Regions from separate parts of the Mus musculus genome. Here region 2 is linked to region 1. Evidence: chromatin contacts called from ENCODE Hi-C or POLR2A ChIA-PET data. All regions are on one chromosome and are shown on one strand. Each heading gives the region's core, a stretch centred on a gene start or an enhancer-like site at or near the end of the contact. The rest is flanking DNA. Distances are from core to core; before and after follow the strand shown. Region 1 holds the start of Cd164 (CD164 antigen). Region 2 overlaps Ccdc162 (coiled-coil domain containing 162).

Region 1 (3,200 bases), core at 416-2,915:
CCTGCTAAGACCATCTGCCTATCATATTTACATTAGGATTCAAAACAAGCAACACAATTAGTTACAAAGTGGCAACAAAACAACTGTATGGTTGGGGCTTCGGGAACACTAAACCAAACAATCCAGAAATTAGAATTTAGCAGGCCAGAATGGAGCTAAGTTCCTTTCTTTTCTAGAAACTAGTCGCCTGCACCATTCTCCTTTGCTGAAGCCCTGGATCTCAACACGTATTTACTGCAAACAGGACACGAAGAACCATTCATAAAGTACTCGTTCTTAAGACACGCTGTTCACAACAGTGTAGCCTGATAATGGATGCAGCCTTCGGAATGCTGCAGCTAACCCCGTAATTGCCAGAAAACACAAGTTATCTCCTCTGTGGGCATTTCAATTATACAAGGCAATTAACTTGTATTTCCAGGCTTCTCTTAAAACAATATGAAGAACCCACACATTACAAGTCTGGGAGGAAATTGTCAAGTAGGTAGGAGTCAAACAATATTTTACTTTATCACTTTAACCGTGATAGAGATTCCCAGAACTGTTCTGTAATTTACTTTGTTCATTTAAAAATATCTGTTACCCTAGCATCCTTCTAACAAAAAATCGGGAACTACTTAGTTTTATTCATATTAAAAAAAAAAAAAAAAAAAAAAAACCAAAACCCTAGAGAAGGCACTAGGACAAGTCAATCTTTAGGTTGAGAAGCGCAGTTACTAGATTAAGAGCAATAACCAACTTAAAGCACGTCGTGTTTTCACCTCATTACTTCAAATTTACCTTCTGTCTCATTTGCGTCGTCACGGCCTATGCCAATTTGTACAAGCCTTAACGAACCCTAGAGTTGAACAAAAGGCGTGTTCCTTGATCGGATTTCAGAAAAACGGACAGACTGAATTTCAACCTAACTCCACAGCCTTAAAACACAGGCCCCCGGGAGATCACATCTTGCTCTTTATATGTCCCTAGGTTTCACTTCTCATCATCCGCCACAAGCCTCGTTCTTCCCTTACCACTCAAATCTCAGATACAGCCAACACCGCTCAGCTAAGTCAACGTGAAGTTACAGGAGGCTCGCTGGTGGGAGGGGGCAAAGGGACACCCAACTCATCTCTAAATGTCCCCCACCTATCCCGAACTCCTTCATTAGAAACTTCCGGAGAAGTTTCGAGGGGAGGACAAGAGTCTGTCCCACGAGCCCAAAGTTTGCGCACCCCGCCGACCGCGGGGCGCGTCGCCTCGTCCAATTACTCCTAACTGCCACCGCGGAAGCAAGCCACGTCGCCGTCCCGAGCTGCGGCGCGGAGTTACCAGGCGCTTGGGGGGATGGCGCCTCTGAGGGCAACGCTCGCGGCCTAGCTCGCCTGTCGCCTTCGCCCCCCACCCCGTCGGGCCGCCGTCCTCCGGCCGGGCGGCCATGTTGCGCGAGTCCCCACCGGCTCGGCGCGTGCGGCGGGCGCCCACCTGGTAGCACGGTGGGCATTTGCGTCGTCGGGACCACTTTGGTGGTCGTGGTCGGCACCTCGGTCACGTTGGGAGCCAGGGTGGTGATGTTGGGCTGCGCGGCCGAGACGCAGAGCACGGCGAGGCAGGTGGCGGCCCAGAGCAGTCGGCGGGAGGAGCCCGACATTGTGTCTTCAGCCCAGGCGTCCGGGAGAAAAGCTGCGGCAAAGCAGGCTCCGTCTAGCACTGCGTCCCTGCGGCGCCGCCCCCCGAGAAGCCCGCCCCGCGGGAGCGCGCGCCGGTCACGTGAGCAGCCCGGCGGGGCGGGGCGGAACGGGCGAGACCACTAGGAAGCCGGCCGGAGGGAGAGAAGCGGCCGCGGAGACCTCTAGGGCAGCAGTCCGTGCGTCGCAAGCCGTCCTTCTTGTCCTGGGAGGATCACGCGCGGCACAATGGAGCTTTCCTCACATCTGCACCACGGATGATCTCCCCCCGCCCTGGCAAGGATGGAACTGCCCACGTGACGTAGCGAGGGGCGTCCACCTGCGCCGCCTGGGAGGCGGGCCGCGAGGTGTCACGTGACCCCTCGGTAGCGCGCTGCGGGTAAGAAGCCCGGAGGCTCTGAGACCGCTGAGCTTGAGTTCTGCTGACCGCGCTCGCCTAGGGCTCTGTAGGAGCCGCCTTTTCTTCCGTGAAGCTTGATTTATTTTTAAGTGTGAATTTTTGTTTTTGAGAGTTCGGGGACTCAGTAATGACGGAACCACGGGATCCAAGAGTTTGCCGGGCCACTGGTTCAGTGCCCGTAGCTGTGGGTGGGACCGAAAGTGATCTGTCCCGGACGCTTCCTTGTCGTAACCGCCACCGGTGCCCTTGCCTCACCTGCTTCTTCCGAGTCACTCAGAGATCCGCAGTAGGGATCGATCTGTCCCAGCCCCAATCACTGTGGTCAGAGAGGAAGACGGCTAGGGATGAAAAGCCTTCGTGCCTCTTCCTATCCCCACATCACGAGCGACGAAGTATGAGACTTGGGGAAAGTGACCTGACCCTGACACTAGGATAGCATAGTGGCAGAACAGGCATTTTCAGTGCCTGTTGGCGGACTCTGGCTCTCTTTAGTCGTGAGCGCCATCTGATGCCGGGTCTCACAAAATAATCAACGCTTGACATGCTTATAGTAGGTGGTTTTGGTTTTTTTTTTTTTTTTAAATGAGACTTGAAAATGATAGGTAGAGCTAGGAATGTAGTTCATTTGGTAGAACGATTGTCCCTCATGCAAGAGTCCCTGGGTTTTGCACTATGCTGTCTTGATTGTTTAGCGTTTGCCATATTTTATGTTACAATTTTAATGTCATAATTTTAATTATGCATGTGACCCTAATAACAAGAATATCAGATGTTTCGGTGGTGTCTGTTTCGCTGTAGTATGCATTTTAAAAAATGACTCTAAAAGCATTTTTACAACTTTAGCGAAAGATTGAAAGCCCTTATTTCTGCCAGTAATGAATTTAATGTGGTTCCTTTGTGGGTGTACTCTGTAAAATAAATATGAGCCAGTGGGTTGTGACTGACCAAATCAATGGTCTTAGCATTAAGGTGCAGTCAAATAGTCATCATAAGAGCTTTAGAGAAGCTGCTGTTCTCTCAAACGCCTCACATGACACCTAGGCTAAAAGAAGAACTTCTGTTTGGAGATTTTAAAGCAGAGGTTATGTTCCATCTCCTCTTCCTGCTCCCAAATCGATGATCTCATTTGTCCC
Region 2 (3,452 bases), core at 236-2,735, 79 kb before region 1:
TTGCTTGTAGACCAAAACCACAAGCCATAGACAAATGGCACTCAGTGACCAGCTCTGCTCCTGCCATGCACCTCAAAAGTTCTGCAGTTTGTGTTCCTGATACTTCCCTCTCATTGGGAACTTCTCTGTAGCCCGATGGAGCTATCACATTCAGAGAACTCTTGTTTGTTTGTTTGTTTGTTTATTATGTGATGATTAGACCCAATTATTTGGGACTGGGAAAACCCCAATCATCTATCTGTCATGTGTAGAATAACAGTGGGACACGGAACCTGGACCGCTCATCTTCCCCAACGTCACATGAAAATGTCGCAAGTACCAACAGCCATTCTCAAGGCTAGAACAGCTCTGGTCAAACTCACACACACAGCTTCATTCCCATAGTCCTCTGTTTCCTGGTGTGCGAAGGGCTGAGGAGGCCCAGCACTGGCCAGGTAGGAAGAAGGCTGCTTGGGTCTGGAATGGCTGCCAAGAGAGGAAGCACCCTCATCAATGTCCTTGAGCAATGCCCGTCTTGGGCTGCCATGGAGGGACACTGACCACAGCTTCACAGCCTGTCCTGTCCCAGGGTGGAAAGCTGTCACCCCCCTCAGCGGAAGCTGACAAACGTTTTTTGGACAGCTGATATTCAGATAGCCCTGAACACACAGCCCTGACGGGCTCCTGCGTGTTTGCTCTTTTTTGCTGAGCTCTCCGGTTTCATCTCCCTCCTTGAGCCAAGGGCAGAAGGCCAGGTGCAGGCCAGGTTCCTCAGCCCAGCCCGGGTGTTCCAGAAAGCTGCTCTTTCCAGTTTTTATCTGTGGATCCTTCTTTTGTGGCAAAGGTTCAATTCCTGAAATGGCTCGAATCGCCTAGAAGTTCATATGTGAATATGTATACACATATATGTGTGTACAAGTATGTCTATGCATCGCATCTTTGTACTGGCTTTCTGACTCGAGTCTTTCAGTCCATGCACTGGTGACAAAGGGAAGCCGATTCTCTCGGCATGACAATGAAAATGAATGTAGGCTCTATCTGACAGTAACTTGAAGTCCCTAGTGGGTATTCTGAGGACCTCCTCATCCCATGCCATTTCTTACTCCTTCTGTTCTGAGACCATGGCTTTGCTGATTTCAGACTTTGAACAGTATGTTCTTACTGTGCTAAAGCCAGGGTGTTTCTATCCCCCAGAGGAAAGAAGGAAGGGTAGCTAAATCAGACCTGGTTTCCAAAGCTGCTGGTCTTGCAAGACATATAATTAGCACGTCCACAAACAAAGGAAGTCTGATTTGGGTGACTACTTGGTCCCGGAGGTGAAAGGCAAGTCTGATGGGTTGGCTTCGGCAGTCTGTATTTCACAGTCTGACTTGAGTTGTTGCCTGCTTTCTAGGGAATGAACTTCAAGAGCTGCAGAAAATGATTGACAGTCTCCAGAGACCCCAGGACCCGAGCCAGGTGGCCCAGGCCCTCCTCCTCCGCAGGGAGGTGACGTTGCTGCAGTTCGATGCAGCCATGAGACATCTCCTCCGGTAAGGGCTAGAGAAGTACTGTTCCTGCCAACTGGATTCTGCTGAGCAGGTGCTTGCAGAGGCCCCATTCAGGGAGGCCACGGTTAGCAAGATTAGAGAACCAGCCTAAAATAGGGCTGCAGATAGATCCGGCACACTGGCTACCAAACGTTTCTTGCAAAGCCTGTGTGTGCCTGTGTGTGTGAAGTCTGCCCTGGTGCTCCTGAGGTTTTTCACGACATTTCCTAAACAGCCTCAGTTTGTGTCATAGGGATTAAAGCTTTTGTGTTTCTGAAGATCATTATTCTGAAGAGTTCATTTCTCCTTTTCCGCTCTACCTTTCAAAGGGACAGCTTTCACTGACCACCTGACGCTCCTAGGACTGGCTACAGGGGTTGATTTTTAAATAAACTCTACCTTGGTCTTACAGGAAGCATTTCCTCAAGTTTGATGCATACAAAAGTTTTATGTGGCTGATTAGTCAGGATTTTAATGGATTTGGATTGAGTTTGGATTAATATTCATGTTTCCAGAAAATGTTTTATATGAGAAAGAAAAAGAGTCGGCCTAAGGACCCCTGGATTTGTAAAGGGGGAGGGTGTTAGGGGGAGTGTTAAAAGCCTGTTGCTTTTAATTAAAGGGCATCAGCAACAGAACTAGTATCTTGCTATGTACCCTAGGAAATCATGAAACTGAGTAGCCAAAGCAGGCCTTGAACCTGGGATCCTTCTATCTTAGTTAGCCTCCTGAGCCGTCAGCCTATTCACCAGTCCAACTCTAATGATCCTTTTATTTCGTTTTGAAAGAAAGTCTTAATTTGTATCCCTTGTTAGCCTGGAACTTGCTCTGTAAACAGGACAGCCTTGAGTTTGGACCAGCCTTCTAGTGCCCAGATTACAGTCATGAGCCTCCCCCCACCCGCAGCCAGCTCCAGTTACTCCTAAATTACCAAAACTTACCAACTTTGTCCAATTCATCTCCAGTGTGAGATGAATTCAGCCAAGAAGGGGCCCAACGGGCTGTAGCAGAGATTACACGTGTTTCCCACCCTTAGCACGGTGTATCCATACAGAATCCATAGAGAATATCTCAGGGAATTATAGTGAGTGAACATATTCTTTTACTTAGCATTTGCTTGTTTCTGCCAACAGTCCTTGGGTTTAGAATATAAATTTAGCAGAGTGCAAAGCTTCATGCTGACTTTCTTACTTTTTATTGACAAACAGCTTTGGATCTGTAGCTTAGTTTAGTTTGTGAGCTGTAAAGCTGTAAAGACTGCTAGATAGTCACCAAGTTGGCCACTGAATTGACCTTTACTCTGAAAGCCCAAGGGTTTGTTCTTTCTTCCGTTGTGGTTTGGTTCCAGCCATAGAGGGTTCTGTCTGGTCCTGTTTTAGGGAAACCACTCTGCTTCCCAACAGTTGCCCTCACAGCGTGACCAGGAATGGGCTGGAGACTGAGTGTCCTACTGCCTGCTTTCAATGTCCTTCTCAGAAGAAACTGTTGGGTTTCATACCTGAGACAAGGGGCTAACATACCAAAGTAGACATGACCTTCAGGTTCTCCCAGCATCCCTCGGTCTCCATCTGTTACAGGATATGGCTGGCATACAATACCCTCTACCCTGAATGACCTCTCCAGCCCAGGGGCTGGGCTTTCCCCAGAGGTTCATGGGCTAGAGAGATGGCTCAGTGGTTAAGAGCACTGACTGCTCTTCCAGAGGTCCTGAGTTCAACTCCCGGCAACCACATGGTGGCTCACAACCACCTTTAATGTGACCCGATGCCCTCTTCTGGTGTGTCTGAAGACACCTACAGTGTACTCAGATACATAAGACTTTTAAAAGCCAACAATAGCACACACATGCTGGTTTTTCTTTCTCTCCTGCTCTCAGCGTCTTTCTCCATACGTGCACTTTTCCTTTCTTGTCCCCCTCCCCTCTGTCTCCCTGCCAGAATGGTG

Evidence for each region. A loop is a pair of places that touch in the nucleus more often than their neighbours do. ChIA-PET counts read pairs that join two places held with the same protein, here RNA polymerase II (POLR2A).
Region 2: a loop to region 1 is called in a map of gastrocnemius, with 8 times the contacts of the local background. The contact joins the enhancer-like site here to the promoter of Cd164 in region 1. A Hi-C loop is called at or near these places in 9 of 37 maps with a recorded cell type or tissue (CH12.LX, gastrocnemius, heart and 1 more). POLR2A ChIA-PET finds 5 or more read pairs at or near these places in 5 of 5 experiments (Patski and embryonic stem cell).

What each region holds. Positions count from the first base shown.
Region 1 is chr10:41,517,965-41,521,164 of GRCm38, reverse strand. Cd164 (CD164 antigen) reads right to left here and starts at 1,665. Exons shown (of 6, transcript NM_016898.2): 1 at 1,465-1,665. The coding sequence starts at 1,630.
Region 2 is chr10:41,596,476-41,599,927 of GRCm38, reverse strand. It overlaps Ccdc162 (coiled-coil domain containing 162), which reads left to right. Exons shown (of 48, transcript NM_001358562.1): 30 at 1,373-1,511. Among named protein-coding and RNA genes, the nearest start is that of 5730435O14Rik, 30 kb to the right of the region's middle. Within about 2 kb of position 1,485, at least 2 of the 3 ENCODE cell types and tissues checked have a DNase peak (open chromatin) inside an H3K27ac peak, as active enhancers do; they include gastrocnemius and heart, where a contact is called at or near this core.